Linked DNA regions of Homo sapiens: region 1 is linked to region 2. A link is a contact called in ENCODE Hi-C or POLR2A ChIA-PET data. All regions are on one chromosome and are shown on one strand. The core of a region is the stretch at or near the end of the contact, and the rest is flanking DNA. Distances in the headings are between cores, read along the strand shown.

The links. A loop is a pair of places that touch in the nucleus more often than their neighbours do. ChIA-PET counts read pairs that join two places held with the same protein, here RNA polymerase II (POLR2A). Pooled maps may share reads with other maps.
Region 1: a loop to region 2 is called in a pooled map, with 4 times the contacts of the local background. The contact joins the enhancer-like site here to the promoter of RALGAPB in region 2. A Hi-C loop is called at or near these places in 2 of 50 pooled maps. POLR2A ChIA-PET finds 5 or more read pairs at or near these places in 3 of 52 experiments (A673, Caco-2 and activated naive CD4-positive, alpha-beta T cell).

What each region holds. Positions count from the first base shown.
Region 1 is chr20:38,984,783-38,989,817 of GRCh38, reverse strand. DHX35 (DEAH-box helicase 35) reads right to left here. Exons shown (of 22, transcript NM_021931.4): 5 at 901-1,005. Among named protein-coding and RNA genes, the nearest start is that of DHX35, 25 kb to the right of the region's middle. RefSeq lists an enhancer at 1,687-1,806. Within about 2 kb of position 2,913, at least 6 of the 41 ENCODE cell types and tissues checked have a DNase peak (open chromatin) inside an H3K27ac peak, as active enhancers do; they include A673, where a contact is called at or near this core.
Region 2 is chr20:38,469,820-38,474,683 of GRCh38, reverse strand. RALGAPB (Ral GTPase activating protein non-catalytic subunit beta) reads right to left here and starts at 1,841. Exons shown (of 30, transcript NM_020336.4): 1 at 1,615-1,841. RefSeq lists a silencer at 1,561-1,760 and an enhancer at 2,051-2,120.

The sequences.
Region 1 (5,035 bases), core at 1,664-4,163, 510 kb before region 2:
ATTATACACTGATTACTATTGATACTAATTATTTTAACATTAGCAACAAGGCCAAAGAACACACATGTAAAATCCATTTTCATATGAAAATGGAAAAGTACTAATTAGTGAAACAACATTCATGAATTCTACACTTCATCAACTTATACTACTCTATTTTTAAGCCTTTTACAGGCTTGTTTCTATATTTCGATTGCTATTTGAGTCAGTGAAAATACAATAAAATACACATAAGAAAAGACAGCTTTGAGTCTTGGTCCTATCACTGATTGGCATATAATATCAGGCAAGTCATTCAACCTTCCAAGCCCTTAACCTCTTCATCTTTGGAATCAAGGACTAAACCTGACTTCCAAGCTCCTTTCTGGGATAAGATTGCAGGACTCTTTGAAAGAGCCCTGTGTCGGCCGGGCACAGTGGCTCACGCCTGTAATCCCAGCACTTTGGGAGGCTGAGGCAGGTGGATCACGAGTCAGGAGATTGAGACCATCCTGGCTAACACAGTGAAACCCCGTCTCTACTAAAAATACAAAAAAAAAAAAAAAAAAAAAACTTAGCCGGGTGTGGTGACGGTCGCCTGTAGTCCCAGCTACTCGGGAGGCTGAGGAAGGAGAATGGCGTGAACCCAGGAGGCGGAGCTTGCAGCAAGCAGAGATCGTGCCACCGCACTCCAGCCTGGGTGACAGAGAGAGACTCTGTCTCAAAAAAAAAAAAAAAAAAGAAAAAAGGAAGAGCTCTCTGTCTCCTAGCTGACTAAAGTCTCTGAATGTCAGGATACTTTTCTTCACTTTCTGCCATGGTATCAATGTCCTGTACAGCAGCAAGGACTACATGTTTTTAATTCTCCCAAAATAACCTTCTTCCTTATTTCCACTAGGAAAAGCAGCTTGAGCACTTTACCTTAATTCTCGTGGCCAGCTGGTCGGTGCAGTCATCAAAGCGGATGCAGTAGCCCACCTCGTGGCCCAGCACTGCACCCCTTTCTTCAGCTACTCTCCCTGCAACCTTTGGGAAGAAAGATCATGCTGAAAATAGAGACATAGAAATTACTGCACAGCGCACATACTATGGAAAATCTAAAGGTCATTTATATTTTAAATAGTATGTGAACACAATGAAAAATGAAAAGAGACAAGTTATTAGAGAACAAGCATAATAACTTTTGCAATTTTTATTATTATTATTATTGAGACAGAGTCTCACTCTGTCACCCAGGCTGGAGGGCAGTGGCACAATCTCGGCTCACTGCAACCTCCACCTCCCAAGTTCAAGCAATCCTCCTGCCTCAACCTCCTAAGTAGCTGGGATTACAGGCAAGCGCCACCAGGCCCAGCTAATTTTTGTATTTTTAGTGGAGATGGGGTTTCGCCATGTTGGCCAGGCTGGTCTTAAACTCCTGACCTCAAGCAATTTGCCCGCCTCAGCCTCTCAAAGTACAGGGATTACAGGCGTGAGCCACCACACCCAGCCAATTATTAACTTATGTATCTCACTTCATTCTATAATGGTCTTGGGGCAACTTATAAGAACATACACAATGAAAAACAAAATCACATAAAAATGTTACGGATCAAGATCCAAAAAATTACAGAAAAAATTTCAAAAGATCAAAGCCAATGAGAAAATGTTAAACATAGATATGCCAAAATTATTCAAGTTGAGCCACAAATTCAGCTCTAAATTTGGTGGCCAAAGCAAAAAGGAAAGTAAAAGAAATGACAAGATTCACCCTGTTCCTAAACAAAGGGCACACTAACCAGGGACAACTTTTCATCTCCACGCTCGAAAAGAAAACCCATCCCCCGGGACCATGAAGGCAGAACAGGAATTACCATATTCAAAGCTGGGCCAGTTTCATTTTCTCATCGAAGGCAAAAAGCTAAGTTTCAAGAATGAGATACCTGAAACAGTTCACAACTGTGTCCCAGCTGCCAAAGCCACTGAGAGGGGAAATACAGACAAACTCAGGTTTAAAACAAAGGGGGCAGATGAGTGGATGAGAAGATCAATAAAAAATCCAAGGTAGCATAATAAAGTGAAAGACAAAATATGTAATACATTATGAAGACCATAAACTATAGACAAAATTTCATCCATCAAAACATAACAAATAAAAAATGAATGCAGGAAAGAGAAAAATGAATCCAACAGCAAGATCTCTGCATTCCCCCAAGAAGGCTATTCAAAAGTTAACTTATTAATAGAAAATATTTAAAAGAATGAACAAGCATAAAAGTGGAAGAGCAATAATGAATATCATTTAGTTTAATTTAAAAGAAAATAGGACCGGACGCGGTGGTTCACACCTACAATCCCAGCACTTTGGGAGGCAAATCACCTGAGGTCAGGAGTTCAAGACCAGCCTGGCCGACATGGTGAAACCCCATCTCTACTAAAAATACAAAAAGTTAGTTGGGCATGGTGGCATGCGCCTGTAATCCCAGCTACTCGCAGGAGGCTGAGGCAGGAGAATCACTTGAACCCGGGGAGGTGGAGGTTGCAATGAGCCGAGGTCACACCACTACACTCCAGCCTCGGTGACAAAGAGACTGTGTCAAAAAACAAAAAAAGAAAGAAAAGAAAGTTTAGTATTCACCACCACATAAACTACCTAAATGAAAAGAACCAAAGGGAAGCAATATTAATAGAGATTTCCCAGGGCCCAGCACACCAATCCCCACAGAAGGAAGGAGTTCAGTCTCCCTCTTTCACAGGTGAGACAACCTCCCCAGCACCCACGCAGTTCCCAAGTCCTGACTTTAGAACATGGCTGGCACATGTGGTGTCCTGAGACAGAGCTTACTGCTCCAGCCTTTCCACCCCAGCAGCCCCAGGCTCAGGAGGGCAGAGGCTCCCTGCCCTCAGCTTCTGAGCTAGGCACACCCAGGCGTTTCCTGCCCATCAGTGTTTAAGACACTGAAGAGCAGATGAGGATCAGAAGCAGCTCTGCCTGGTGACTTGAAATTATAGAATGGGGAGGCCAAAACCAAATCAATCATCTGGCAGCTGGTCTATATCATGTAGGCTTTCAAAACGTCTTATGAAACCAGAAAGTTATCCTACATTGCTCTGCCTCTGGTGGTTGTATTTCCCAATGACCAGCATTTCACCAGGACAGATTTGTTATTGTTACTGTTCCAATTTCAACCCTACATGTCGTTATATTATAAATCTCAGAATATGGTACAGGTAGAGAATGTGTGCATAGAGATACTAGGAACTTATGGAGAAAATAGGCTTATAAGAATGAGCATACATAAATATATATACACCTACGATGTACCCACAAAAATTTTAAATTTAAAAAAATGAGCATAAATTAACAAATCTCTGTAAAAATATAATCATTTTATGGGTCTATAAGGTAAAAGCCAAACCTGTTTATTCTTACTCCTTCACTATTTGAATACATTTGCTATAAAAAGTATGTATTTTTATTTTCAAACTCTATTTTTAAATTTTTATTATTTATAATCACACAAGGTTATATTCTCTTGGCTTTTTAATAGATTTTTATCTCTATCACTTTAGTTCTGCTCCCAATAACCTCATCAACTAGACTGGACAAATACTATCTTTTTGACAGACCAAAAGGAAAGGGAGGTAAAAGACCAAAAAAAAAAAAAAAATCACTGAGCACCTACTACTGGCAAGTGCTGTGCTCTAAGCTTTCACAAATTTGTATCTCATTAAATAGACACACAGCCCATGAGGTAGACGAGACACTGTTGTATTTACAAATGAGGAAACTGAAATAAGACAGGTGTTAGAGCTTATTCTGAATCACAGGTCAGGGAGGACCTACCTGGTCTTGAAGTCAAACCCAGACCACATGAGTTCAACAAGCATACTCACTACTAATTGCCTCTCACAGAGATCAAGCAACAGCTTATGCAATCTGTTTTTAGGCTCTGAGATTGTTTGCAGATTTTAGTCTGCACATAAAGTACTTTCTGAGATGTAGCATTTCAAACTTGACAGCTCTATTAATATATTACATGCTCTTTGCTCTTTCAAGAGAAAGCTGTGGTTTCATGGAAGTTATCCATGGCTACAAATTTGGAACTAAGATGCAAACTGATTAAGAGCTGGGATTCCAAACCACAAACAGGAAAAATTGTTCTAATTTTAGGTAACTGAGTCATCTTTTAGTGACAAAAAAGATTAACTCCAGCAGCATTTGCAACTTGGTTTCCAAACTGTTAGCCCCATTTTCATACAAAAACACAACACACACACACACATAACTTCTAAAACTGTATAACTTCTTAATTGAACACCATTAGAAAATGAACTTTGGGCAAAACAACGACACAATAATTAAAACTCAGTACAGAACAAAAATAACTTGGGGAAATAGAATTAATTGTTTGTCCAGGTAAAGGCCACAAACTAAAGGCCCTACTTCCTTTTCTTTAAGCCTTTTTTTTTTTTTTTTTTTTTGGAGATAGGGTAAAGGTTGGAGTACAATGACACGATCATAACTCACCGCAACCTTAACTCCTGGGCTCAAGAGATCCTTCTGGCTCAGCCTCCGAAGTAGCTGGGACCACAGGCAGGTGCCAGCATGCCCAGCTAATTTTTTTAAAAATTGTTTTGTAGAGACAGGGTCTTGCTATGTTGCCCAGGCTGTTCTCAAACTCCTAGGCTCAAGCAATCCTCTTGCCTCGGCCTCCCAATGTGCTGGGAATACAGGCATTAGCCACCACACCCAATCTCTCAGAGCTAATTTAAAAACAACAAAAGAATTCAAACATACTATCAACAAAAAACTTATGGTGGCTCAGACTTCTACACAGTGATCCTCAACGCCAAAAGGCAGTGAGCAAAGTCTGCAGTTTGCAGGGACAGTGTGAATCAAGAATTTTATATCAACAAAAACCACAACTGAACATTCTCAAGCATATTAAAAAAAAAAAAAAGCTGAATGATAAAATTCAGCCAATACAAGAAATAAAAGCAAAACAAGCAATTCAAGGTTAGCAAAACCATAGAAAATAACTAATGATGAGTAATGAATCCATTCAAGCTAGAA
Region 2 (4,864 bases), core at 592-3,091:
GAGCAAATTGGAAGGACTCAAGGTGGGTAGGGGTCAGGGACAGAGGTATCTTGAAGGGAATGCTTAAAGCTAATGCAGCCAGAGACAGGAAGAAAAGGGTATGTAGGCCTGGCACAGTGGCTCGCATCTGTAATCCCACCACTATGGCAGACCATAGTGGGTGGACTGCTTCAGCCCAGGAGTTTGAGACCAGCCTGGGCAACATGGAGAAACCCCATCTCTACAAAAAAAATTCAAAAATTAGCCAAGCGTGGTAGTCCCAGCTACTTGAGAGGCTGAGGTGGGAGGACTGCTTGAGCTCAGGAGGCGGAAGTTGCAGTGAGCCAAGATCATGCCACTGCATTCCAGCCTGGGCAACAGAGCAAGACTCTGTCTAAAAAAAAGAAAGAAAGAAAAGAAAAGGGTGTGTATATGCATATAGGAGAGAGCAGAAGTGTGTGCGTTTGGGTGGGATGGCCAGAACGTTCAGAGGATGGTCTAGGCAGACTTCCAGCATATGTAAAAACGACCCAGAGGTTACAGACGCTACACCTATAAGTACTGTATATTTAGGAAAATTGCAAACGAGCAGTTTGCATAAGATGCATACATTTTAAATGTTCCAGATGACTCAGAATCCCTGCAGAGAATTCCATCCCTAACAGTCTTTCACAAGGTGTAGTGGTCAGTCAACCTAAAGATCTCTGCGGGTGGAACCTGCAAGTTTAACAAGCTCCCAGACAATTCTCCTGCACACTTAAGCTGGAGAAAGAGAGATGCTTTTTGAGATGCAGAATTATCAAATTACATGCGGTTCCCAAACTTTGCTGCAAGCTGGAATCACTTGGGCATCTTTAAAAAAAAAATATTGAAGTCTGGCTTTCAACTCCAGACATTCTGATTGTTTTGGTCTGGGATGCCACATGGGCATCAGAAACCTTTACAATTTCCCCCAGGTGATTCTACAGTGTAGCAAAGTTGGAGAGCCACTGCCCTAATTGTTAAGCACTTGGGTCGGATGCTCCGGTTCAAATTACTAGCTATGTGACCTTGGGTAATTAAGTCACCCAACCACCCAGGGACTCAGTTGCCTCGTCAGTAAAATGGGGACAACAATCCTACCTCACAGGGTTGCTGTGAAGTTAGACGTGGAGAACGTAATGGCCTGGCATGATGCCTGGCGGATAAGAAGCGCTTAATGGGGGTTAGCTGTTTACTCCCATCATCAACTCTCCCTCATCAAAGTGTCACTGTGCAATGGGCAGCATCGTCCCCACTGGGCGGCAGCAACTTGCCTAACCTTTCTGCTGGACCAAATTCTTTGCGGGAGTTGTCTAGCTCCGCTCCAGACCCGCCCCCTCCCCCAGGTTGCCAGGAGAGAGCTTCGCCTGGCCGGGGTAGCTCCCAAGGATTAGACCGGGTTTACACAGACTCGACAGCAGCCGCCCACTCCAGGGCCAAGCTTTCCCCGCCCCCGTGGGTCTCCCAAAAATTTGCAGATGAGCTTCCAAAGGCCGGGCCCCTGGAGCACCCAGAGCCGAGAAACAAGCCTCAGCCGTCCCTTGACCGCCAGGTGGGGAAGAGAGGGAAGGAGAGGGGAGGGTCCGGCCGCGGCGGGGCCGGCTGCCCGGTTACCTGAGGCGACGGGCGGGGCCCGCATCGCCGGGGCGGGCGCCGCCGCCGGCCGTCCTCGGCCTTCCGCCTCACGCGACCCGCGCCATAGGGCTGGCGCTTTCACCGCCCTGGCCGGCCGTCCTCAGGCGGTCCGTCAGTCCACCCGTCAGCGACTCTCCCAGGGCGCCAAGGGACGACGAAGGCCACTCGAGCCAGCCGGCTGGGATCTGCTCAGGCAACTTCCGACTGCCAGGGGCGGCGGCGTCAAATAACTCCCCAGCCAAGTGGGCCACTGCGCGTGCGCGGTGCGCCTAATCAGAGCTTTCTACGGGGCTGAACCGGTGGCGTCAAATAATTCCCGAGACACAGAGCCGGAAGCTGCGCCTGCGCAGCTATCCCAGATCGCCGCGCGGGACGCATTGCGTTCCTCCCATTCCGGATCAAGTGGAGAGGGAGGAGTGAAGTGACGGATGCACCTACCTCATCGCGGCACAGAGGAGGCGCTCTACCTGCGTCCTTAGGAATCTTACGGCATCCACTCTACCTGCTTTCGGTGCAGACGGATAAGGGGCTTCTCTGCAAGATTCTGGCTCCCACCTAGGTTCTAGGAATTTCTCCCATCCCACCATTACAGCACTCTTCCTCTGAAATGATGCCCTTTGCTCGCCGCCGTCTTATTACACGGGCACAGCATTAATTATGAACAGTGCTCTATTCCAGGCCCGGTGTGGGTTACAAAGGTGAATCGAACATAAGATTTAGAGCCTCTCATTAAAGAGCTGAATCTGATCGAGATAAGACAGTAGTAATAATACTAAGAGATACTACTTCGAGCACCTGCCATGCGCTAGACATTTTGTAAACAGTACCACTTTCAATAATTTGCTTTCACTTCAACGAAGAAAATAATACCATTGGAGAGGTACAGCTTAAGTGCTTTGAGAATCTAAAGGAGGAAACTTGGACTGAGAAAGAAGAGGAGGGAGGGATGGTGGAATTCTTCACGGAGGACCTGGCCTTGAGACTGACCTTGGGTATTGAGAGAGGGAGGAGGGGTCAGGGTGTTGAGTAGAGGTGAAGGCACGGTTGTCTGAAAAGCAGAAGGGAGCAAAGAAGATTCTGACTCCTCACCTCAGTTAGAAGAGACTATGGAGGAATGAGTGATAAGGGAACTAGTATCCTCACAGAAAGGGTAAAACTGAAGAGTGTTTCCTCAAGACCACACCTCACCCCCCAGAAAAATAGCTACAGGAAGGAAGAGGGAAAAGGAGGGTAAGAATGTGCTAGGACAGGAACGAGGCTATGTCCAGGACACTGGATCCAAGCAATACATTTCAATTAAACACAGTGTGACAAATTATGTAGTTGGCTAACTCAAGATCTATTTCAACCACTCCCTTGCCTTTCTATACTACAGGGGCTGAAAAGCAAAGCACACAACTCTCAACTTTCTTTGCTGCTAAGGGTGGCAGTGAGACAAAGTCCTGGCCACTGAGATGTAGGCAGAAGTATCAAAGGAGACCTTCCCTTCCTTCTTCCCTTGGAGAAGTTTGTGTCCTTCACTTTTCCCCTGCTTCATGCTTGGAACTGGGTAACACCTGGGAGCACAGCAGCCTAGAGGCCATGAGGAGGGCTGTGCTGAGGAAGGTGGAGCAGAAAGACAGGAGCCTGTTTGTTTAAGTCATACTCAAGCAGCTACACAAACCCTGTACTACCTTCCTGTCTTATCGGGATGAGGGATCTTATATATACCAGAGTTTGTTGAGTTTTATGTTACTTGCAACCAGATGCATTCTAACACAATTAATACTGAACCCCTGTAACAGACAAGGGAGGGGTGACTAACTGGAAGAACAACGGGTGATGGGAATTGGAAAAGTGACAGGCACAGAGGATGGGAAAGCTGTCCCAAAGCCCTTGGGGAGATGATGAAAATACAGCTATCACCCTTCTAGTGGTTTCAATTCATTCCTGAAATTCTGCTTCTAAGTGGAAAGCTGTTAAATTTTTCCCATTAATTAAAATGGGCAAAATTGTGTTCAATTCCAGCCTAAGGCACCTAAATATTTTTAACAGAAAAAATATATTGATGCAACAGAAAATTATACAAACAAATAATTTTGCTTAAAATATGGTTTTTACATAACATGTAAGGCAGTAAGACTTACTGCTCTGGACAGAAAGACAAGATTTAATATTAGGTGCAAGTTGGTGGAGGAGAGATGCAAGTGAGTGGTTCTCTAAATGATGGTTTGTTTTTTTAAGACACAGGGCCTCGCTATGTTGCCCAGGCTGGCTTCAAACTCCCAGGCCCAAGCGATCCACCTGCCTCAGCCTCCCAAGTAGCTGGAACTAAAGGCACACATCACTGTGCCTGGCATAAAAGATATGTTTTTTCTGCACTCTTTGCTAATTTTTTAAAACTTTTGAAGTCTTCACTTAAACAAACATAAAAATAAAACACACATACGCACATATACCTTGAGGGAAAATTAAAGACTAAACATTAGAACACTTTGAAACATTTGAGAAAAGCACACATGTACAATAAACTTAAGAGACACATGAGATGCTACACATAGTAAAACATTTTGGATCTCCAAACATAGTGCACAATTCAAATTTGTTCCACGGCATGATCTCTAACTAGAAACATCGACTAAACTGGGGAATGTCTTCATCTGAACTGTAATGTCAAAATATCATTGTGTATAGTGTGTTTGGAAAGGCACAGAATTGGAAAAAAGAGGAGCAGCGGTATAAGCTTTTGTGACAGACTTTTTTCCAAAGATCACTACACCAGTCTTTTTTGTTTTATTTACCCTGAAAGCATCATTCTGGGAGATGCCATACCAATCTATATGATCCATCCCATGGTTCTCCTTATGATGTAACCGACACTCCTCCCACTGAGAAGTGGGATTGATGTTCCTTCTCCTTGAGTCTGGCTGCGTCTGTGACCATTCTAACCAATAGGGCAAAAGTGATGCTATGTGATTTCTGGGGCTAGGTCATAAAGAAGACACAGCTTCTACCTGGCTTGCTCCCTATCACAATGCTCACTCTGGGACCCCAGCCACCATGTTGGGAGGAAGCCCAAGCCACATAAGGAAAACATGAAGAGGTGTTCCAGCTACCAGCCCTAGCTAAGTTTCTGGTGACAGTCAGCATCAATAGCCAGACATATGAGTGAGGAAGCCTTCAGATGATTCCAGCCCCCAGGCTTCAAGCCTCCACCCCAACCTGACACCAAGCTGAGCAGGGACAAACT